2 separate regions of the Mus musculus genome follow, and region 1 is linked to region 2. The links are chromatin loops, found by intact Hi-C in ENCODE. Cell type or tissue: left cerebral cortex. All regions are shown on one strand. Each heading gives the region's core, and the rest is flanking DNA. Links, peaks and the distances in the headings are about the cores only. Region 1 holds the start of Negr1 (neuronal growth regulator 1). Region 2 overlaps Negr1 (neuronal growth regulator 1).

Region 1 (12,507 bases), core at 2,000-9,999, 550 kb before region 2:
GCTTGTCACTAAGAATTTGTACTTTTTCATTTTTTCTTCCGCAGTGGACTTTTTCCTGAAGTAGCTGTTGGTAAGCTCGGCGAAGGCAACAGTGATGGTGGCAAGGGTGATGGTGGCAGTGATGGCAACTATGATGATGAAGACAACAAGAATGATGATATCAATGGGCATTATATGTTTTCTTTGGAGAAATGTCTGGGTCTACTCACCCTGTGTCCAGTTTTATCCAGTTATCTTCTTTCCTGTCATTGAATTGTAAGCACTCTGTCTTAGTCGGGGTTTCTATTCCTGCACAAACATCATGACCAAGAAGCAAGTTGGGGAGGAAAAGGTTTATTCAGCTTATATTTCCATACTGCTGTTCATCACCAAGGAAGTCAGGACTGGAACTCAAGCATGTCAGAAAGCTGGAGCTGATGCAGAGGCCATGGAGGGATGTTCTTTACTGGCTTGCTTCCCTGGCTTGCTCAGCCCGCTCTCTTATAGAACCCAAGACTACCAGCCCAGAGATGGCACCACCCACAAGGGGACCTCACCCCTTGATCATTAATTGAGAAAATGCCTTACAGCTGGATTTCCTGGAGGCATTTCCCCAACTGAAGCTCCTTTCTCTGTGATAACTCCAGCCTGTGTCAAGTTGACACACAAAACCAGCCAATACACGCTCTTTATAAATTTTGAATATCACTCCACCATCAAATATGCAACCTGGAAATGCTTTCCTTATTCTGTAGGCTCCTTTACTATTTCCACGCCTTTTGGTTTTGAAAGGTATTTAGACTGACATAATATGTACCGTTGATTTTTGTCCCAGGACTTTGATGTGATATCTCAATCGTCTTCAAAGTGAGTACCAAGGAACAAAGATGGGTTCCGATCCTGTCTTTAGATATTTCATCTATTTGAGTTTATTTTATTTTAGTACACTGTCAGATAAAGGTCAACTGATATTCGATGATCTGAGCACTATCTGTTGAACTTTCGTGCACCATTGTTGAAACGTACCCTGGTGTATTTGTTTAGCTTTGTTTTCCAGACCCTGTATTATTACATCATTTAATGTACACACTACACCATAACTCTCTTCATGGGGATAGGCTTATGACTTTAAATGAGAAGGTATCCGGGCCCCAACTTGGTTACCATGCCCAGTATTTATTAGCAGTGATATTTTAGTCTTGTTGCCAACTGACTTGGTATAGGATCATGAGAGACTGAGGATTGTGTCCCCGAGTTTTTTAGAGAGGATCAGCTGATGGGAAAAGACTCAGCCTGAAGGCTGGTGGAAAGATCCACAGGCTGGAGACCTGGATGCTGTAGAAGAGGAAACAGCAAAGATGCTGGCAGCAGAATGAACACCCTCAGGACCAGGAGCTGAGGAACTCTGCTATTTTGAGTAAACTAATGGAGGTGATACAGATAGAGTTCTTGGGGGGTGTTTGGGAGCAGGTGACTCTCTCTACAATATGTATAGAAGTGTATACACAGCCCAATGCTTTATTAAAGTTTCCTTTAGTATGTTTCTTAAAGTGATTGTTTTCAGAACAAAAGAAAACAGTGTAACAAATCTGGTAGGCTATTGTAAATTCTGAAAGGTTTTCATATAGTTTGTTAAATTTCAGACATGGGCACTTTCCTCTAGTCTTCACTTTTTTATGAGCATCATAATCCACACAGCAAGAGTTACAACAGTTCAGAGGTTTCTAGAATTCCTTTTGACTTTTTAACCTATTTAATTATCGATGGTTTTCATGTTTCTCTTTTACAAAATTAGGAGTAATAATTATTCCAAATGAAAGCTGCCAATTCCAGTCAAAATGCCGTAAGTTTACAAAGTAAGCAGCCCTCTTTCACAGACACGAAAGACAGAGAAAGTGTCAAAGAACAAAGGAAGAAGGAGGTAGTTATAAAGACAGTAAATGCACAAAATAAACATGTTTATATTGAGTAAGAACTTTTGACAAATTATGAAATAGAACAATAAAATGGTATACTTATTTGGGAATATAACATTATTAGTTTTTCACCATATAATTGAAAACATCAAATTTGATGTTTCTGTTTTAATTCATATACCAGATGCTCCTACAAACTTTTGAAAGTGAAAAGGATCATTAAGATTATTACATGAAAGTTATTGCTTATAACCCATGAAAATATGCAATGAAATGTAGTTAAATCTCTCATCTTACAAGCAAAAAAGAATAAAGATTTTAGTGTTTGAGAATGTTTTTTCTCTCATACTTAGATGATTCCCAGTTGAAGTTCTTAGATTACATTTGTGGCATCTCTCTGGAATGTGGGGAACTTTGGGGAACAACTTGGGCACCATCCCCACCCACCCTAGCAGCTCAGAGACCTCTGTGCTGCTGTGACTCACTGCTTAGATGGAATGACACCACCACTAGCCAATAACTCCCCTCCCTTTTATTTGATATTCATTTCTCAGTCTGCCTACCCTGTAGGTCTAATGTAAGAAAGACGGGCACAGAGGCACCTCTTCCTGGAAGGCAGTTAATTACTTAAAGCTGAGACTTGTCATTTTAACTCTGATCTAAATCTAAGAGGTCCCTCCCCTTCACCTCCTTCACCATAGCCATTAGCAAAGAACCACACGTGGGGAAAGCACACATAGCACACACTAAGAAGAGCTGGCCACAGTGTATGGCCACAGCACAGTACACGAGGGACATGATAAGGAGTTCAGTTGGGGCTAATTATTACCCCCCTTCCATTCATCTAACTGGATCTCCTCAAGGAATCAGGGCCAAGAATCTGCTAGATGAGGAGTACTTCTGTCTCTGTAAACTTCAAGGCAGTATGGGTGTGGGCCACAGCACTGCCTCATCAGTGTGTGTGCGCACTCTCAAGTGCGTGTGTGTGGGGGGGCAGGGGGTTCATACACAAATGTCTATACTTATGACCTCTGACTGAATGGTCAGTTCTTAACTTGCAATGGTTTGCTTCTGTGAGGCAGGATATTTAGCAATGTCAGTGAATAATAGCACAGTGGCTAAGTCCTGGTGCTGTTAACTTTTACCTACTGAGGTTGCAGTGCTACTGAGTGAGCATTTACCAAAGCAATCCTAGTTGCCTGTTTCCAAATTTTTAAGGGGGCTAGGCTGAGAATCTCTAATAATTCCCTAAGGGTGGTGGTTCTGTTGGTTTGTTTTTAATGTTTCACAATGACTTGAAAATCCATCAAACTTAAGCCTATTTAACTCAAAATGAATCACTGTGCAAGTGAGAGACCCTTAGCCTGGTTGGACAGTGCTCTGACTGATGCCTTCAAGAACTACAATATACTCTTACTCTCAGGGCTTTCAAGTGGATGCTAGGTCCTGTCCTGCCTAAGATTTTTCTGCCCTATATTTTCATAATATCGATCTCATTTGCACCACCAAACCTTAAATGAAAATTCTAAAGACATAACAGTCTCCTTTCCAATATACCACGGAGTGTTTAAAAACATAGGCCATAGGTAAGAGGAAAAATCAGTGTAAACCGATGGACAAGTATCTACCATCACTACTTGGCTCTACATGGCTGTTCCACATCAACTCCATATTGGTACTTTCAATTCTTTATATGGAGGAACTTGAGGTTTAGAAACAGCGAAATGCATGCTTACAAAGTAAGACACCCCATGATATCTGACCTGGGTACCATCCCATGACATCCTCTCAGGTAGTCACCATCCATTTGAAGACAGTGTGGCCTTCTATTCTACAGGTAGGGTTTTCTACCATTTTCATTTTCTTACATGGTTTTACTCTATAGTTTCCTCAACAGGAGCAAAGAATTCCAGAGTTTATATCTCTACTGGGAAGAATTCAGAGGCCTCAGAAGCAAATGCTAGGAAACCTGAAAAATACCCTCAGATGTGAACCCTCAGAAGGGTCAAATGGTAAGCCTGCAATAACATGAGGATAAACTTATTTCCCATTTCCCTGTTTAATCAGAGGGCAGCATAAAAGCACTGGGCTAGAGCAACTGCCTGACATGCATTCCTTAATTGTGACATACTTACAAATAAACTCTAAGATCGCAACATTTATCACCTTGGCTTCTCTTTTGCTTACATTGGTTCTGTAAGAGTTAAGTATTTTCTGATCATCGACTAGAAGCCCAGATAGAAACCAGAAAGAGGAAAGGAAACTCATTGCCTTTAAATAGAAGTGGCTCCAGTTTCGGTCTAGGAGCCTGAAGGGTTGTTGTACATATTAAAATTGCTGTAGAGCTCACTCCCTGGCCACAGAATCCCCCCATCCTATCCAACACCCCCCACTACCACTGCTGAAGATGTTAGTTAGTCTCTGGGGAAAGCAGTTAGGAAAGGATGTCTTTCAGTGGCTTGTACTCTGAAGGCGCTGGCTCTTCCATCCCTGCATACAATATCCTTAAACTTTGGCTCAATGCCAGAAACTGAGGCTTCTGCCTCTTTTCATTGGCGTCTAGTTTATCGATAGCGAAATAATACCGCATGGAACTAGTTGGCCACGTAGTGGGAAGTCAAGCCTTCTAATACCTCGTTTGTCCTAGATAATTTTAAGCTTTATCCAGAGTGCACTGCCAAGAATGTTAAATGAAGTACACAAGAGGAGAGCTTTAGGTATCTGGCATCAATATTAGTGGGAGGCTGCCATTTGACAATAATTTCCCTAGCACAGCAGACGGTAAAGAAAAATGTTTTCATTCATCCGCAAATGACTAACATTTTATTGATGTTTCGAAATGCGGCTGAATACTACCGCACTTTCAATTCCCGAGCGGGTTCTGAGAATTAAGCCTGAATACTAATCACATCAGTAGCTCCTGCTGCAAACCTCTCCGTTAATTGCTGAGCCTCGCAGGGAATCTTCTGCAGGGTGGTGATGTTGCTTAGAGGCTCCTGGATAGTCAGTCTGGGTGGTCCCGGGTGATGTGAATTGCTGGCCCTACCCCATCTATCCTTAGACAACGTGATAAATAAAAATAAAAAATAAAAAGCCACCTTGGGTACCACCAACATCTATGACTCCTGCCTGCCTCATCAAGAGCTCAGTCTGGGGAGGAAGCCGGATGCTGACCCCTGCAGAGATCCTTGCTTCAGTGCGCTCTGCCGCGGGGCCCTGCTGGCGTTCAGAAAAAAATAAAAGAATAAAATAAATAAATAAATAAATAAATAAATAAATAAATAAAGGAGTTCAAATGAGCACCAGTGAAAGACGAATGTGTTTTGTAAATACCGCTACAGGCGGAAGGTGGGGGAAACCAAGTGGTGAGGGTAAGTTATTTCTAACCACCAGCTTCCCAAACTCCTCATGGGCACTGGAATCGCTGTTCTGGATTCAGATTCTCTCATTGATTTGCAAATCGCCTGGAAGACCTCTAGGATCTTAGGGTTGAAAATGAGTGCCAGAAAGGGGGTGGGGGGGGGGGAAGAGTGGACTATGGGGTGACCCCCGTGCCTTGTACCCTGTTTTGCCCTGACCTGGGCGTAGGCTAGCAGATCCGCGGGACACTGCTTGCCCCTTGAGGGGTTGAGGTTACTGCTCAAAGGATGCAGGTCCACCCCAACTGGGAGGCGGTGAAAAAAAAAAATACAACTGGGACTCTTTAAAGCCGAGGAATGCCTTGGCTTCAACCGAATGCGCAAGCCTTCCGCCCAGTAGGCTCAAATGGGTTAAACTGCCTCTTACATAACAGGACCGCCTAGCTCCACACAATTAAAACACTGATTGCAGCCTCCTCCAACTCTGCATCCCAGTAAGGCCCGCCCATCCCTCCCGTTGCGCCTGCGTGTCGCGCGCTCCCGGGCCCAGCACGCGCCCTGCACACTCCATCTCCCTCTCACAAGTGGACACTCTGTGCTGACACCACACGCGCACACACACTCATGCGCAAGTTAGTATCAAGACGCACAGAGAAGGGCAGGCGTTCTCCAGTACGCACAGGCGGACTCACACACGCACTAGCTTTCGGTCGGCATGCCCGAATCACTATACTGTCCCCGTAAAGCAGCAGCGCCGCCACAATCCCTGCTTATCTCCAAGAGAGGGTGAAAAGAAATACCCCCACTAAAGGAAAAATAAGGAACGGAGGGAAGGAAACAGGAAGGGGAGAGAAGAGAGGAGAGGAGAGGAGAGGAGAGGAGAGGAGAGGAGAGGAGAGGAGAGGAGAGGGGAGGGGAGGGGAGGGGAGGGGAGGGGAGGGGAGGGGAGGGGAGAGGAGAGGAGAGGAGAGGAGAGGAGAGGAAGAGAGAGAAGAGAGAGCTAACTGGCAGTTTATTAACAGCGCTATTAGCTAGTCAGGATTAAAAAAAAAATACAAGACAACAACAAAAAAAGCCAACTCACTCAGTCTCAGGCGTCATGATGGCGCCGACCCCAACTTGAGCACTTTAAAGTCGGGGGCCCGAGGAGCCGAAAGCACCAGAGGGCAGGCCTGGCCCTTATGCCCTGACTTCCCAGCCCCGCGGCTCGCAAAGCTCTCTAGTTCGCGCTGCCAAGCCGGACTAGACCTCGGCGTATCCTCAGTCGCCCTAGCTTCCCAGTCCCTCTTCTTTCCTCTTTTTGATCTATCTCTTTCGCTTCTCCGGCCCCCCTCCCTGCCTGGTCCTCCATCCCTGGGCGGGGTTGCTACGGAAACGGCCGCTTGGCAACGCGCGCGAGCCCGGGGGCCGCCGGCCGCTGCTGCGCCCCGCGCTGCCTGCGCCGCCTCCCGCGCTCTGCTCGCAGCCTCGCAGGACGGTGTGCGGCCGCCAGGGATTAGCCACGCTCCGGACGCGGCCGGGCGCCCCGAAGGAGGTGGAGCGCGGTGCCAGGGGGCGGGAGGGGAGGGAGGGAAGGCAAGCTGCAGAGGAGCAGAAAGGAGGCGAGGCCGGGGAAAGAGGGAAACTACGCCCGACAACTAGGGAGGGGGCGAGAAAGAGAAGAAACCCACCCACCCACTCAGAAAAAGGAAAAGAGGAAAAAAAATCTCGTGTGGCGCGCCGCCTGGTTATCGGGCAGCCTCGCCAGCAGCAGGGGGTGGGAGCCGACGCTGCCGGAGAGCGAGCAGCCTGGCAGGCACGGACATGGTGCTCCTGGCGCAGGGCGCTTGTTGCTCGAACCAGTGGCTGGCGGCGGTGCTTCTGAGCCTGTGCTCTTGCCTCCCGGCCGGGCAGAGCGTGGACTTCCCTTGGGCGGCCGTGGACAACATGCTGGTGAGGAAAGGTGACACAGCGGTGCTCAGGTAGGGACCGCGCGCCCTCTCTACACTTGCCTCAGTCTGTCTTTCCGTCCCTTTCCCTCTCTGCACCTTGCTTTACACCCAGAGTGAATCCTGCTGTTGCTCACGAGCAAAAACACCACACCTCAGGCTAGCCACGCATGACCCTTCCTGGGCTTCTCGGACCCCGGGGCAGGGGTCTGGCTGGATTAGGGAGAGAGGGAAAAGCGCTTTCCAAGCAGCCCGGGCTTAGGAAGTGTGGGGCTTGAAGGAGGGGCAGGTGCCACTTTGGAGCCAGGTCTCCGCTCTGCTGCCAGCGGTACTCCAGGAGTCTGACAAGTTTACAGGGCTTGTTTCTGCTTCACTCCGTAAGCGACTTTTCTCAACTGCTGGCTCTGTGCTCCATTTATTTTCCCTCTCACTTGAACAGTAAGATCCAAATATTCCATTCAGCTTTTTTCCCCCTCCTGTAGCTGCTTTCCTTCTGTGTTTCCCTCTTCCTCTGTCCCCTATCCCATTTCTCCAACTCCCTCTTCAGTCACCCCTATTGCCTCCAGTCTCTGGTTTACTCCTATGCTATAGTGTTCCCAGTGTTTCCCTCACACCTTAGTTCCTGTCATTCCTTATTCTCCCTGTTTTTCCAGATTTCCCTTTCCACTAATTTCCGGTCCTCACCATAGCCCTTGTCTTCCCCTCCCAGACCATCATCTGTCTCCAGCTTTGCCTCCCATGCACTTTTCTGTCACACCCACACTCAAGGTCCAGTACCATATTCAGATCCCATAAATCTCGATTTTATGAGCACACTCCCTCTCAGCTCTCCCATCCTCTCATACACTGGCACTTCCCTCCTGTGAGAAATGATTCACACTCAGAACCCCCCCCCCCAGTGTTTAAAGGATGCACACTCCACACTCACTCCACACGTGCACCCCCCAACCCCCAACACACACTTCCCTTTCTCTTCTGTCTGTAGTTTTGCCTCTTGTCTTCCCCTATTTTCACTGAGCTGAGCATGAACAGAGTGTTTGTCGGTGAAAGGTCTCCCTAGCCTGTTTTCCTCAGAAGCCACACTACCAAGTATGCCCAGGGGAAGATTTCCTTTCCCATTGGATATAAATTGATGACCAGTCAAGCTTAGCGCTAAACAGGGCTCCCTGCCCTGCCTTGCTCTTCACTTCCCATAGACCCACCTACACTGTCCCCCTGCCTCCCCCCCCCAAAAAAAAAAACCTGGCTTGCTTTGCCAATATCCCTGGAAGATCTTCACTCTCTCCACTGGGTGGTAGTTTGCTTTTGAGTACAGATTACAGGGAGCCAGTATAATACATGCATGTCTAAGGTGGGGAAGAATGCTTATTTATGGTTGAAACAGGCAACGTTTTAAATTTAAGGATGTAGGTTTCAGGCATGACTTAAAGCTTTTTAATTGTTTTTGAGGCCAATTACACAGGACAATTTTAATATATGCTAATACCTTATTTTAAGAATATATTATTCTTGTTAAGTGTCGGAGAACACAAAAGTAATGCATTTCTGCTACAGTATAGAAGAATAACTTTTCATTTTGGACAAGGGTGAGGCGTGCTTTATCATGGAGCAGCTGAGAATTGAATACCTTTTTACTCATGTTCTTAGTTTCTTTGTAAGTTTGATCATCAGCTTTGGAGGCAAGCTCAGTTACAGAAACTGAAATGTGCGTGTGTTTGCAGTAGCAAATGGCTAAAATATGGCAAGCATTACCGTTTTCAGCCTGAAGGATTTGATCTCTCACTCACATTGTGGTGATAAATCTTGGCAATCCCCTTCGTAATGAGCAGTTTAATAAGTGTTACGGTCAACGGAAGTATCTATCGGGAGCCTGCTCTGCTTCCAGGAGACCTTCACTCTGACAGTGTAGATCTCCAGGCTTGTGGGGAGCATTCTTACAGTGCTGAGTTTGGTGTGCTTCTTGCTTGCTTACAGGCTTCAGACCTCATCCTTGTATGACGAACCTCGAGCTTTGTAGCATTTTAGAGAACTCTCGACTCTCGAAACTTCCCAGTGATATTGTCTATATTTTAAATATCGTCTTTGTCACTGGAAGCAAATTCTATCTGCTTTATTCTTTTACATCAATTTTACAATCCTATAGAAATTCTCTAATTATTGAACTTTTTGATCCCCCAAGATCTAGGGACAATTTTATCATTTATTTATAGAAGATTGCATGTTCATTAAAAACTTGACCATTGCTTTCAGTTTCCTGTGACTTCCTCAGCCTCAGGTATTGACTTTGCTCATGGGCTGATACAGGTGGGCTTGGGGAAGAGCAGATGGTGGCCAGCTCAGGGGACACCCTTTCACTGGAAGTAAATCCATCAGGATATATATATTCAATTTATTGCTGATGCTATCCTGTAACTCACTAGAAAAACAAAACTATACCCCACAAACATGTGGCCCATCCTTATCAAAGTGTGTGAATTGAATCCCTAAGAAAGCACTTACCAGGTCGATATGACAATCTACTGTCTTTTTTATTATTATTACAGCACAATCCTTAAAGCATCTCATTGAGAGTAGAGAGATAACTGTTAGCAAGTATCTTGGAGTGCTAAACCCTGGAGGTGCAGACATGCCAGTTAGGGATGGAGGTGCTCCTGACTGTGAATGAAGGGCCAGGTCAAAGGTCAGCTGGTCCACTTCTGTCTTCAAAGTGCCATGGAGTCCAGTGTTTACGAAAAGAATAGCAAACAACCTAAGCCTTCCCTTGAGTGGAGCTGTGACACAAAGGAAACCCATCCTGCCACTTCCTGCTGTCTGTCACCTTGTAAATGGTCACCACTGTTTAGCTCACCTAGAGGAGGTGCAGTGAGTTCCAGGCTATCACTGTGGTTTCAACTCTTAACCTCTGCCTTTTCAGGATGGCAGGCTCTGCAAGGCACACCCTCTGAGCCACTCAGTAGACCTGTGTAGACATTCCAGGCAAAGGATTTAATGATGCATGTATTCAACAGAGTAACTCTTACATGAACTTCGTATTTTAAAAATAGGTGAATTTCTAGAATACACCCTAGGTTTTTAAAAACATATTACCATCCTTTGTATCGATATAGAATTTGATGTTTGCTAAATTTATCTACATTATTCTATTCCTGATAAAATGTGTTGGTTGGTAAATAGGAAGGTGTGTTTTTTTTTTTTTCTCCAGTCTTCATATTGAATTTTGTAGTGTGTAGCAAATCTGAGTCACTGTGCACCTGGTGACAAGGCAGAGGACAATCAAGGCAAGAACTTCATTAGGACCTAGGGCTGCTAGCCCTGAGGAGCTGAGGCACACTATTGAAATTTACATACAAATCAGATGACTTCTTAGTGTTAAGTAAAACACCAATCAATTACTTTATTCTCACTTTACTGGCAAATGCTGTTGAGTAAACAGGTCAAAGATGCCCCATAGTCTTTGTAAACAGTCACAAATATTTGTATCCTCCCTACAACTGCACAATTCTTTGTTCTGCTCATTGTTTTTCCAGACAGGGTTTCTGTCCTGGAAACTGCCTGTCCTGGAACTCACTTTGTAGACTAGGCTATTCTCAAACTCATAGAGACCTCCCTGCCTCTGCCTCCCAGTGCTGGGATTAAAGGAGTATACTATGCCCAACATCTGTATCATTCTTAAACATGTTTCATTTTCAACTCTTTTTTTTTTTTTTTTGCAACCTGTTTATTCATTCAGCCATTCTGCATGGATCTTGTACATTTTCAGCTGATTTGATATGAATTCAAGATAACTTACTCTGTGCTTGTTATGCTTTTAATCAAAGGAAAGAAAGAAAGAAGGAAGGGAAGGAAGGAGGGAAAGTCTTCCTTACAAGTGATACATTCTGTTACTTTAGCAAAATTAGCACAGCCAGCCCTTCTGTGCACTGGGCTTGAGTGTCAGCGATTGAGCAACATGCTAGGTGACTTTTGGGAGAAGGGCAGGTGACACAAATGTACTAGAGAGCATGTTTCTGTGGAGGATGTCTCTGCTGGAACCACATAACCTTGCAAATAGATTTAGAAATGGTGCCTTGAATATTCGTTCCTGTAGGCCAACACATTTGCTGCTTTTATTCTACATTAAGTAGTCTCGACTGAAAAGCATGCTGTTGGTTACAATAAATGATTTATGTATGAGGAAGTGGAACCACCAATAAATAGAACTCAATTAGGTATCCTCAGGGAAGACCATTGGGATGTCTCCTTGTAAGCTGAGTCCCTCCTGTGCTCCAAAGCAACGTGTGCTCCCAGTAAACTCTTCATCAGCATGGAGATCTTCAATTTATAACATTAAGGTATTATTTAAATGCTTATGTGCTGACTTGGTAGAGTTCTTAAAAACATAATTCCAAAGCTCTTAAAGAAGGAAGGTGCCATACTTAGGTTTAATTGTTGACTTAAGCTACCTGAGAAGCGGGATGCTATGAAGTAATTGCCCCCGTCAGATGGGCCTGTAGGGATGTTTGTGGGGGCATTTTACTTGATTGTTAATTGCTATGAGAGGGCTTAGAGCACATCAGGCAGTGCCATCCCGAGGCAAGCGGGCCTGGGGTGTGTAAGGAAGGATGCTGAATGAGCCAGAGGAGATAAACAAGTCAGTAAGCAGCACTCCTCCTTGGTCTGTGCATCAGTGTCTGCCTCTAGCCTTCTGCATGGAGTCCCTGCCCTGATTTCTCTTGTTGACAGACTGCAACCTTCAAGCCAAATAAACCCTTTCTTCTCCTGAGTTGATTTTGGTCAGAGTAAAACCAGGGCAAAAGTGATAATGGATCATAGTGAGTCAGCCTGGGAAAATGAGTCCCTAGCATAGAGCTGAGAAGTGGTGGAGTGGCATGTGTTGCCATGTGTCATGTATGTATGTCATGTGTGATGGGTCATGTGTGGTTATGTGTCATGTGATGTGCCATGTGTGGCAATGTGTCATATGTGGTGATGTGTCATGTGTGTCATATGTTGTGTCATGTGTGGTAATGTGTCATGTGTGGCGTCAAGTGTGGCAATGCTTAGAACTGTTCCATTCCCAGGTATGCTACATGGAATATCAGCTAATAACAATTTATTAATTATAGAACAGTAGAGTGCTTTTAAATATTTCTATATAATTATTTTTGGCCAATCTAATTATTTCAGAAGAATTCAAAATTTCTTTTGGTTGTGTGATTTTTTTGCATATAAGCATATGAGTGAACTTATTTTAAATGTATTTTTAATAATTAAACTGCTCTGTGAAGTAAGAATTAATACTTTAATTTTAAAAATTTATCAAAAATAGTGACAGTATGGTGTGTG
Region 2 (12,507 bases), core at 2,180-10,179:
GGCAAATTTGCAGTTGTTTGACATAGTACCCACATAAAACATGTAAAAAGATGAAAGTGTTGTATTTTGGTCAAAATTTATTGACAAACACAGGAAGCTGCATGTGACCATAATCTGACCTTTGATCTAGAACTTTAAAAATGGGGAATTAACCAGCAAATATTTTTCTTGATTTTCTACATAAAATGACAAATCACACTACTTTTTACCAAAGACTGGCAAATTAATTATGTAAGGAATGACAGAGATAAGATATATAAAAAGTAGTTGTATCTCTGAGAATAAAGTTAGATTTCATCGTTACATTGTTTGGAGCAGAATCTGTATACTCAAGGACGTCCTTGAACTCCTGGTCCTCTGAATTCAGCCTTCCAAGTTCTGTAATTACACCCATGATCCACCAAGCTGAACAGAAAACACAGCTTCATAAACAACTATTTCTTGAAAACTTGGTTGAAATAAGATAGCACTGTTTTTTGCACAATGGAAGAGTGCAGGCTTAGCTCTGAGATGAGAAATATTGTGCTTTGCATCTTACTTCATTTGGAGTCTGTGAATTATCTCCTGGAATCCCTCATCTCACTGTCTATAAAACTGCTGACATCATAAAAGTGTTATTGACTCCAACTGAGAGAACTCCTAGAACTTCTGGAATCTGGTTTCCATACTCCAAGAATTTACAGGAAATTATCCACTTGTTGGGCAAGTTAAATTTTAACAGTGAAAGCTGAAACAAAAATGTTGGTGCCACCTTATAAAATCACTGGTATTAAATAAGATATTGTGTAGGTGACCACCTGGTATGACCCCTGTGAGGGCTTAAAGAATATTAGACACTGCTGTATTTCTGTTGTTATTAAAAAGGAAAGTGCAGGGAGTAGAGTTGTCCAAGGATTTCATTGCTGTGATGAGCACCATGACCAAGGCAACTTATATAAAGGCAAACATTTAATTGGGGCTGGATTACAGTTTCAGAGGTTCAGTCCATTATTATCATGGTGGAAAGCATGGTGGCCTGCAGGCAGACATGTTACTAGAAGAGCCATGAGTTCTACATCTTGATCTAAAGACATCCAATAGGAGGCCTGTCTTCCCACAGGCAGCCAGGAGAGACTCTCTCTTCTTCACTTGATGGAGCTTGAGCAATAGGAGCCCTCAATGCAGGCTTACACAGTGACAGACTTCTTTCAATGCCACACCTACTTTAACAAGGCCTAATAGTGCCACTTCCCATGGGCCAAGCATATTCAAACCACCACAGGTAACCATGAGGGATTCCATATGGCCAGCATTGGAATGCAACAAATGCTGACTTGGGGACTGAGTCATTCATTTGTCTCAGAGAGAGGGGATACACAGGGCAAGGGCATCTGAGATGTCAACCAGAGAGAAGCATAGAGTGTGCAAGGGTCTGCCTATGATCCTGTCTAGAGAACTCATACATTTCTTATGCAGGCCTTAAAACAACCCTGTTCAAAAGAATCAATAACTTTGCTGAGGTCATGTGAAGGGTAAGCTAACTTTGTGAGAGGTGAGATGACTGAGAGAACTTAGTTGGTTTGGGCCGTGCAGATGGAAAGACTCAAACTCTAGTGAATTTTATCCCTATAAGGAGGTCAGGCATTTCTCTTTTACTGTAAATATTTGTCCCAAATTAATTCCTCAACAAAAACCTAGTCTTATATTTCACATTCTTTGTCATCCCAAAGATATTTTAATACCAACCGTGGGCCAGGCATTGTGTGGGAACTGACATATCTCAATAAAGAAAACAGATAAAGATACCTTATGGGTTTCTGAGGCACTGTGCGGGGATTGAAATATCTCAATAAAGAAAACAGATAAAGATAAGTTATGAGTTTCTGTTTGTTTGGGGGGAAGTATTTTTAAGATCAAGTTAAGAATGCATTATCTAAACAATGTTAATATTTCCCTTGGAGGAACAAAGTCATTTCTTACCTAATTATCACTCTAGTTCCCTAAATAAAGATATTAAGCAGAGAATGCCTTGAATCATTAAGAACCACCCTGAGCACACACAGCTGCCATTAGCTGAGATCCACTCTTTAAATGGCCTTTCTTCCCTACACCAAATATGATTTTGTTTTAGAGAACACATGATAAGAGGACATTTACTTCAATCAAAGCTGAGGGAAATAGACCTTTAAAAACAAAGCCCCCGTTGTTCAAAGTTTGTTTTTTTGAAATATTCAAAGCTCAAAAGAAAAAAAAAGAAACCTTCATGAAGCAGAAAGCTTGTTTGACCTTTACTCCCTAACCGTGATAAAAACACGGGTTCTTTTGTAATAAGGCAGACACAGGCTACATTTCAAGATTTGTTATTTCTGTAATTCCATGTTGACAGGTTCAAACTGAGTTTTAAAATGTGATACTCGTTCCTACTAGTTCTAAGTTCTGAAGATAAAGAGCTGGTGTGTGCAGAACAGCTGGATCTAATTAGAATCCAAACTTCTGACTCCATTTGATCCAACTTCCCCATCTGTCTGGAGTCATTTCACCATAAATAGTGCAAGCTCTTAATTCCAGTCAATACCAGAAAACCCTGATAATCGCAGATCCTGTTATTCAGGGTCGCTGACATTTCTGTTGATCATCTTAGCATTTTACATGGGCTGACTCTGCAATTTAGAGTTTCCCCATCAATGACCAAGGAAGAGGGAAACAAGGATTTCGTGCTATGTAACTGTGTATTTGTTTTTAATGGGGATATCACCCAGTCTGCTAAGTGCTTGTTACCCGAGCATAAAGAACCCGGTCTTGAACACCAGATCCACGAAGAGCTGGGCATGTAGCATGTCTATGTAATGACAAGATTAGGAGGATCCTTGGCACTGATTATTCAACAAGTGTCAGGCCAATGAAAGACCTTGCCTTAAAGAAAAGGTGGGTAGAAACTGATGACTGACACTTGAGGTTGATCTCTGGCTTCTAAATACATTTGCACACACACCATCACATCAATGAGCTCATACACAAATCCTTAAAGTACTGAATTTAAGAGCACACTATTCTCTAGTTCTACCCATCCCTATCTTCATGTTTAATAGCTGTGTTTCATGCCTTGTATGGAGTGTGTATAACCCTCAACATGACTCTTTAAATAGTACATTGTAGTTTTAATAGGCAGATAGAATTAAGAATGTTACCCAGGGCCAGGCAGTGGTGGCACAGGCCTTTAATCCAGCACTTGGGAGACAGAGGCAAGCAGATTTCTGGGTTTGAGGCCAGCCAGGTATAAAGAGTGAGTTCCAGGACAGCAGAGAAACCCTGTCTCAAAAAGAAAAAGATCAAAAGCAAACACACAAACAACAAAAAGAGAATGTTACCCAGGTAAAATTCAGAGTCCTTTGTACCAAGCCAATTGATTTCAGAAGTGGAGACTGAGGGTCTTGGAAGAAGAAATTACCCAATTCCCAGCCAATGGTCAGACTGACTGGAGCAGGAAACTGCTGGGGGAAAAGCCTCTCCTGCCATGTATATAGGCTCACTTCTTAGGTCATGTAAGTTTGTTGTCCATCCTAGCAACCAGAGGGTGAAGAGAAAAAGATTATTTGCCCCAAAAAATTCCTATAAGCATTTTTAGAATCTATGGCCCTACACATCTATGTATAAGGCTTGGTACCTTGTTTACATGGATGCCATTTGTAGCCTGTTCACAGATCAACATTCTTTTTAGTGGCTAAACAGTGCTTTTTGTGTCTGTGTAAGTACTAGAATTTACAAGGCTATTTCATTGTGTGGGAAGTCACCTCCAATTTGCTTATACAAATCCATACCAACCTTATTCATCGCTCTTTGGCACACATCAGTCTACATCTGATTGGAATCTATGTGTCATCAGAGATATACTTTTAACCCTCATAACCTGAGTTGCAAAATTGTCTTCTGAAAATAATCCTGAGTAACCATAATAATTGTGCAAACCCTAATATAATTCATGACTCATTTTAACATGAAAGGTTGTTTTCTGTATTTACAAAACATTCTAGATATTATTTTCTAAGAATCTCATGTTTGATTAATAAAATATATCATTTTATTTTTATTTGCATCAATTAAAATGATACAGGATGTCTTTCACAGTTCTTGAACATGCATACATATAAATATGTATGTATGTGCTTATATAACAGTAGAAAGAGAGCATTTTTAATAACTGTTTATAATAACGGAATCTTGGTGTGGCTGAGATACACAGTAGCGAGTGCAAGAGAGAAAACAGAATATTTCCAAACCTGCTTATTTGATGATAAATAGGAAAAATCATGCTCATAGAATTATTAAAAACATGTGGGGGGGGGCTGTACACAGGCCTCAGTTTGTAGAATACTTGAGTAGCATATGCAAAACCCTGGGTCTGGCTCCCCAGTGCCAAGTACACATCGACCCTCACACTCAGAAGGTGGAGGAAGGAATGTCAGGAATTCAAGACCACCCTCAGGTAGATAGTGGGTCTGAAACCTGAGCTACACAAAACACCATGTGAAAACAAAACAAAACAGGGAAATGCCTGTGAAAATAGATAGTGGGATGCCCATGCATTTGTGCATTTCTGCATGTGCATCAGAAGTTTTCAGTGGAAATCCAGACACTGCTCCTGGGTTGGACAGTGAGACTGCGCAGTAGACACTGAGCCACAGAGTGCTCCGCTCCATCTTCTCCAGGCAGAGAAAGCAGAATTAGAAGGCAAGCCTCCAACTCCAGCTGAATGCTGAATGCTTGAAGCCTTTCAAGGTTGAGTAGACTCCATTGTCTCCTGGATGAATCACTTGCCTTCTCTGAAACTCAGTTTTGCCATCTTTAAAATGAGAGGACAGAGATGAATAAACAGAACTCTTTGCTCTCATAAAGAATATTGGGTTTCATATGCATAAAGTTTCATTCTCCAGTTATGTTTCTAGAACAGCACTGATCTTAATTTAAGGAAAACAAGATCTGTGTATCCCTGTATATGCAGCTTAAGGGAGTTGAACCACTTTCTTCTACCCTATAGTCAGGTGACTTAGAAACCAATCTTTTTTTTTTTTTTTTTTTTGCCTTAAATTGAATTTTCTGAACAAAACTATTTCTTGGCCAAGATGATTTATAAGATATTTTAGACCCTAAAGCATTCTAAGAAAGTCATAAACATCTGTGAATGGAGACAGTGCCAGCTGACTACATATTTCTTTATCTCAAGAAAAACCTGTGGGATATGTTAAATGCCATTTTTCATTGGAATGGAAAAGCCCTTCATTGTTTTTCCACATAGATATTAGAAGTGTGCATATATACCTTAATCTGTGAATATATGTGTGCTGCCACACATATGTATGGCTTATATTTTTAACTTAACTTGTTATAACTTATTTTTATGTAGATGTGTATAAATGCACACAAAGTGGGTTCATGTGAATGTAGAGGCCAGAGGTCAACCCCAGGCATCACTCCTCAGTAGCTGGCTTTCTTGTTTTTTGAGACAAGAGCTCCCATTGAGGTCTTGAGCTCAGCGCTTACTCTCAGGTGCTTACAGAAAGCCCCTTGGGAGCCTCCTATTCTGTCTTCTCAGCAGGGAGATTGGAAGGGCTGAGATCAGGCCTCCATTCCTGCAAAGCAAAAACTTTATAAAGGATCATTTTAGCTCATACTTTGCAGATAACATTTGAAGAAGCCATGGCATAAAAATCTGGTTTTGATTTTTAAAAGTGCATTCATTTTAGTGTGTGTGTGTGTGTGTGTGTGTGTGTGTGTGTGTGTGTGTGTGTGTGCTGTGCTGTGCTGTGCTGTGCTGTGCTGTGCTGTGCTGTGCTGTGCTGTGCTGTGCTGGCACATAAAGATCAGAGCACAACTTTAAGAGTCAGTTCTCTCCTGCCCCCTTGTGGGATGTAGAAATGGTACCTAGGTAGTCAGGCCTGTATGTAAGCACTTCTCTCCTTGGAGAAATGCAGGCAGCCCAACAGACTCATTTCCTACAAGTGCATCAGTGCACAACAGGGTGCTATGTGCTGGGTGTCCATACCACTCAGAGGCAGGTCATTTATGTTTATAGTCAAGATATGAACACTTTGTGCATTTAAGATGCCAATAAGGTTGGGTTCTATCTGACATTCAGGCCCTGTCTTTTGTTTCATTTGTTTCTGGAAACAGTGGCATTCATTGTAAAGAGACAATGAGGGGCACATTGCAGAGGACCTGAGGGAAATGGCAACAGGGCATTCTGTCTATCGGCCCAGGGCAAAGTCCTCAAGTGTAACCTGGGTGTTCACTGCATCCAGTTGACACATGAGGATGCTACTCCCTAGTGAAGATTCTATAATTTCAGGGCACTCTCACAGGATCAAACTTCTGGAACTCGCTCCCATAGCTAGGCTAATGGGCCATGGTTAGAAAAAGAAGACAGCTTTCAAAAGCTGAGCTAAGCAGCAGGGCACCTAACCGATTCTAAAGGCAGAAAATGACTCAGAAAGGAACTCTTTAGCATAGACTTCCAACAGGATAGAGCTCATGAAGAGCGTGAACTCAGTCAAAAGTAGCCTGTCCACAGAGGCTCACAGTGCAGACTTCTGTTATATACTATTTCCTTACACTAACATGACATGGTTGAAACCAACATATTCTGAAAGTAATAATTATTTCTGCTCATGATTGAACACCATAGCCATAACTAACTAGTGCCTCAATTAAATTAGCCACAGCCTGTTTCTATAATAATAATAACTATTATTATTAAGAACCCTTTAAATTAATAAATGAAATTATGTTGTAATAATACATGATAAATTTTATAATAATTATTACTAATAAAATATTAATGTATCAGTGGCCATGTTATAAGTTCAAAATCATTTCCCTTGTCTAGGAATTGCTTTCTTTGGCCACCATCTAAAGCTCTGGATTCATGTTGAAATGTCCCTGTCCTCTCCAGGATGCAGCTGTAGCCACATAAGCCATCTTGCTGGAGTTATCCCCTACCTCTGGTCAATGATAACAGATGTAAGAAAGATTCTCCAAATCCCTCTGTCACCATGTGTTCTGTCTTAGGTTATCTTGTTGCATTCTAGTGTAAGAGAGACAGAGTGACCAGCATCCTGATGTCTCACCTGAGGCCCATCTTACCTGGAGGATATCCATTAGTTCTGAGTACTTCTGGTGGATCTTCCTGAGTGATGAGTGTTGTGATCAATTTCCATGTGGAGTCTGTTGGGGGTTACCAGGGCTTCTCGTTTCTTGGAAGAGATGTTATGCCTGCCCAAAACCACCCATCCATCCAGACCAGAGAAAATGACACAGGAGAAAATTAAATTCTGCTAAGATTCACTGTCATCGTACACTATGCATATTCATTTATATGTGTGTTCATCTCTGTCTCTCTGTCTCTCTCTCTGTGTCTCTCTCTCTGTCTCTCTCACACACACACATACACACACCCACACCCACACATATGTATGTATATGCTTGAAATAACTAAGAGTACAGCAATAGTCAAAAATGTTGCCATAGCCATATATCCAGAAGATGTTCCAACTGGTAAGAAAGACACATGCTCCACTATGTTCATAGCAGCCTTATTTATAATAGCCAGAAACTGGAAAAAACCCAGATGCCCCTCAAGAGAGGAATGCATACAGAAAATGTGGTACATTTACACAATGGAGTACTACTCAGCTATTAAAAAGAATGAATTTATGAAATTCCTAGGCAAATAGATTGACCTGGAGGGCATCATCCTGAGTGAGGTAACCCAATCACAAAAGAACTCACATGATATGTACTCACTGATAAGTGGATATTAGCCCAGAAACTTAGAATATCCAAGATACAAGATACAAAGCACATGAAACTCAAGAAGAACGAAGACTAAAGTGTGGACACTTTGCCCCTTCTTAGAATTGGGAACAAAACACCCATGGAAGGAGTTACAGAGACAAGGTTTGGAGCTGAGACAAAAAGATGGACCATCTAGAGACTACCATATCCGGGGATCCATCCCATAATCAGCCGCCAAAGGCAGACACCATTGCATACACTAGCAAGATTTTATCGAAAGGACCCTGATAGAGCTGTCTCTTATGAGATTATGCCGGGACCTAGCAAACACAGAAGTGGATGCTCACAGTCAGCTATTGGATGGATCACAGGGCCCCCAATGGAGGAGCTAGAGAAAGTATCCAAGGAGCTAAAGGGATCTGCAACCCTATAGGTGAAACAACAATATGAACTAACCAGTACCCCCTGGAGCTCGTGTCTCTAGCTGCATATGTAGCAGAAGATGGCCTAGTTGGCCATCATTGGAAAGAGAGGCCCATTGTTCATGCAAACTTTATATGCCTCAGTACAGGGGAACGTCAGGGCCAAGAAGTGGGAGTGGGTGGGTAGGGGAGTGGGGGAAGCGTGTGGGGGACTTTTGGGATAGCATTGGAAATGTAAATGAGGAAAATACCTAATAAAAAAAATTTTTAAAAAATGTTGCCATAGCAAACTTTTCCCAACCTTGAGCAAACTATCGCTTGTATTTTTACCATATAAGGTGAGGATGCGGAAAAAAGAACATAATAAAATTCTGGGAAGTAATTCTTCTTTCCTATTAATATTGCAATCCAGAATTGTATGCCCAAGGTTCATGACCTGTGCAGCACAAGGCGGCCAGGCAGTGATTGAGCACGGAAGTTCACGGTCATTACTGAACTTCTCCACAGCACAGTGCCAGCTGATTGACACTGATTGAAACTGAATATCCATTTTTCCTACTCTGTGGAATCTGTCAGAGGACTAAGGACATCATGGATTTATATGTGAGCCTCTTATTTCTAGTATATTCTTCAAATATCCAAAACTACCACACTTTGCTCTTTCTCAGAAAGACACTAAATCTTACCAAGGGTTTCAAAAATGGGTCTTTTGAATATTAAACACACACACACACAGAGAGAGAGAGAGAGAGAGAGAGAGAGAGACAGAGAGAGACAGAGAGAGACAGAGAGAGACAGAGAGAGAGAGATCTAAGGTAAACTTATTTCCCTCATTTATTGCTGCATAAAAATAATTCTTGAAAGATGAATATTTCAGAATAAAATCCCGGAATGTGTAGGACCATATTGTGTTTTGAAAATAGTACCATGAAAGGCGAAGTTAGTGGTGCTAACTGCAATTCCCTAAGCCTCAATTGTCCTCTGCATCAAAGATTCAGCTTTCTGAGGAATTACTGATGTCCTGGGTACTTAGGGCACCATGCTGTGCTTGTGCTCAAAATGGAGGACTTAGCCTATCTAACCCTCAACAAGGAGCACTTCCTGTAATGGATGAGAGCAATTCTATGTGATTTAAAGAAAAATAAAAAAAATATGGTTTGTCTAAAAATAATTCCCAATGGAAATATAATCTAAGACTTCTCAATTTGAAAAAAAAAAAAAGAAGAAGAAGGAAAAACTTGACAGACCACTGCATAAACCCAAATTTCTACATGTCAGTTCCTAATTTAGGATGAGGGCTGGTGCCTAAGAATGCTTCTGGACTGACTGTCGAGGTAGCAAAATGAACAGAGTTCAGAGCTATGCACATGTGGGAAAGCCAGTGGGTGAATTAGGATTCAGGGAATTGTTGAGATTGACTCATTTTCAATATCTACAAAGAAGCCAGTCTGGGGAAGTCAGCAGAAAAGCCTTTTGAGTAAGGACTTCTCTGCTAGTGGGCACACAGAAGGCTACCAGGCCTGGTGACAGTCCTAAAGATAGCAACTATGCCAGGCTCGAGGTGCAACACTTTGGAACCTCTCATTATTGTTCAAAGAAACACAAGCACTGAGACCTGGGTTGTAAGTACCTCTTTAAAGACCCCACACCTTATATTCATTCAACAGACTCTTATTGATAACCTGATAGATGATCAGGGTATAAAAAAAGAAATGTCTTGGCCTAGTTTCTTGGAGCATTCACTATCAAAAGAAGATGAGGAGGAGGAGGAAGATGATGAAGATGAGGAGGAGAAGGAAGAGGAAGGTAAAGAGAGTAACAACAGTGAGTGCTGCCAATGAAGAGAAGGAAGAGGAAGGTAAAGAGAGTAACAACAGTGAGTGCTGCCAATGAAAGCCAAGCAAAATATAAATTATATACTAGGAAGCAATGGGTATTATGGGGGAAAATGTATAGAACAATCAAGAGTAACAAGATGCTGGGGAAGAGTGTGCCATGGACTCCTCAACACGGGATCATTGAAAAGGTATATCTGAGCAGGGACGTGAAAGGGAGGCTGTTGGTGGCCTGGCTATCTGGGGAGGCCATTCCCACTTCAGGGATACCCCGCTGCCAAGATGCAAAGCTGACCTACATGAGCTGGACAGCAATGAAACGTGATTAAGGAGCAGCAGAGGCTGCAGGTCATAGGCAGCACAGTGCTGGATTGGGAGCTATCAGAAGGCTGTCAGCTTTTGCTCCCAATATCAAGTAGCACTCACTCTGGGTGCCTGGAATGGCATCAGTGCTAGAAGAGAAGAACACCCCACTGTTTGTTGTTCTGTTTCCTGTGGCTTTTTAATGGTTTTCATCAGGAAGCTTACGATCATGTTTCCATATGTAATAGGAACTGTCACCAGTTGTTTATGCATTTAGATTTGATTTTGTTTTCTACAAAAATTCATGAGGAAAGCTAAGAAATAATTTCTACTAACTTTCTATTCCAAAACATGCCAAGTATCAGTCCTGGAGATTTTCTGCTGGCCCTCAAATGGCGCTGGATGGCTTATAAAGTCTTTTTGGATTTAGGGAAATTACGACATTTGTGAGCTTCAATTCCAAGAAGCCTGGAATTTACAAACTACAGCAACCACCAGTGTGCATGGACATTTGTTCGCAGAAGCAGCTATCTTAAAAACAATGGTGTCTTGCCTCTCTTTCTTCTGATTCTCCCCTGTGCCAACGCTGCTTCCTAGAAGAGTTTTTGAAAACACATTGCAGCAACATAATAAGCTGACATGATGTATGTCTCTCAGACAACAGCCAGGTGGAGTTAAAAAGCTGGTGAAATATTTGTCCAATTATACTTTTGCAGTCTGAATTTTAACTGTATTCTCAAAGTCTACTACTAGTTTGTGAACATTCCTTTTTTTTTTTTTTTTCCTATCCTAAGCTATTTCTCTGAATCACTGCATGACCAATGTCACCTCAGTAAAAGGCTGTTTAGTCTAACTCACACACACGGATTTCTTGCCTGGGTCCATGGCATTAATATATTTTATCAACTGCGGCCCACACATGTGTTCACAGCCTTACATCATTGCAGCAAAAGCTGAGGGGATTTTGTTTCCCATCAAAAGGAAAAGGAGGTGATCAGGGATCTGAGTGGAGTTCCAGCATCTTTTTCTCCCACTAAAAATTTTTGTTATGCGTTATCATTTCTCTTCATCCCATGTTGAGACAGTTGCAGTCGGTTGGGCACTTGCTCTGCATCCCAAGCTGCAGTCATTAGTAGCAATGCCTGTTATGAAGGGCTGGCTTTGTCAGAGCTGAGAGCCCAGCCCTCCACTGCCCCAGCCAGTCTTAGTGGAGCTGCTCTTGGATGTGCGGGCAGGCTGGTTATTCTGCTCCTGCCTCTCATTTGAATAGAGGCCAGAAACACTGCCAATTATATGATGATGACAAATGGGAGCCTGGACTAGGCACCACACTCACTAGCCTTATTTCCTACAGCCCAGAGCATATGGATCACTCCAAGTAAGTGCTCAGGGAGTGCAAATTAGTGAACCTTGCAGAGAAGCCCAAATGAGCAAGTCTGCTAGTTTGTTCCTGCTGCATGTCATCCTGTCACTTCTCAAGTAACCCAAGAACATCTGAACTATTCTTATCCCAGGGCTCTGCTCAAGAGAGGCCCTGTGCTACTACTGTAGACGCTTCTCAGCACTGAAGGGCCCTGTCAGCTGTGTGCTACCTGCCTGCATTCCAAAGGACGAGTTGCTTTCTGATGTCAGCCAGCCACACACCACACACACCACGACCATGCCCCTCTACACCAGAGCTAAACCTGAGATCGGCATTTCCTCCATCCCCTAGACTCATTTGGGAAGGTCTGCACATTTAAGAGGTGTCAAGAGCCTTCTTCCTTTCTTCTCCTGAGGGTTTGTGTTCATCTCAGCCTTATTTGGTTACAAATAAATGCCCTATGGCAGAAGGACCAATTTACAGCCTATAGAGAAAGCTGCCAGTACCATCCACTGCAGTCTCAATGTACGTGTGTGTGTGTGTGTGTGTGTGTGTGTGTGTGTGCAGTAATGTACATGTGTATAAATGTATGGGAGTTTGGTATGTGTATACACATGTATATATTGTTGCATGCACTTATTTTTGTGTGTAAATGTGTGCACATATGTGAGCACATATTTATGTATGTATGTGTATATCTGTGCACATGAATGCATCTGTGCATGTGTATGTTTATGTGTATATGTGCATGTGTATATGTGTATACATGTGTATAAGTGTGTATGTGTATATATGTGTGCAAATGTATGTTGTGCAG

What was found. Peaks named below come from ENCODE experiments on the same cell type or tissue, not always from the same donor. Only the 100,000 strongest peaks of a DNase experiment are listed, where the experiment ranks them.
Region 1: a loop joins it to region 2, with 5 times the contacts of the local background. A loop is called at or near these places in 4 of 42 quality-filtered maps.

The regions. Positions count from the first base shown.
Region 1 is chr3:156,555,138-156,567,644 of GRCm38, forward strand. Negr1 (neuronal growth regulator 1) reads left to right here and starts at 6,657. Exons shown (of 7, transcript NM_001039094.3): 1 at 6,657-7,215. The coding sequence starts at 7,058. 4930570G19Rik (RIKEN cDNA 4930570G19 gene) reads right to left here and starts at 6,550. Exons shown (of 4, transcript NR_040399.1): 1 at 6,339-6,550. In left cerebral cortex, for the core only: CTCF peaks have their summits at 6,873, 8,479 and 8,992; DNase peaks (open chromatin) are centred at 4,472, 4,861, 5,018, 5,221 and 8 more places; H3K4me3 peaks cover 6,133 bases; H3K27ac peaks cover 4,842 bases.
Region 2 is chr3:157,103,669-157,116,175 of GRCm38, forward strand. The region is part of intron 4 of Negr1 (neuronal growth regulator 1); the gene reads left to right. Among named protein-coding and RNA genes, the nearest start is that of Gm24373, 100 kb to the right of the region's middle. In left cerebral cortex, for the core only: a CTCF peak has its summit at 5,886 (motif pointing left); DNase peaks (open chromatin) are centred at 4,695 and 5,872.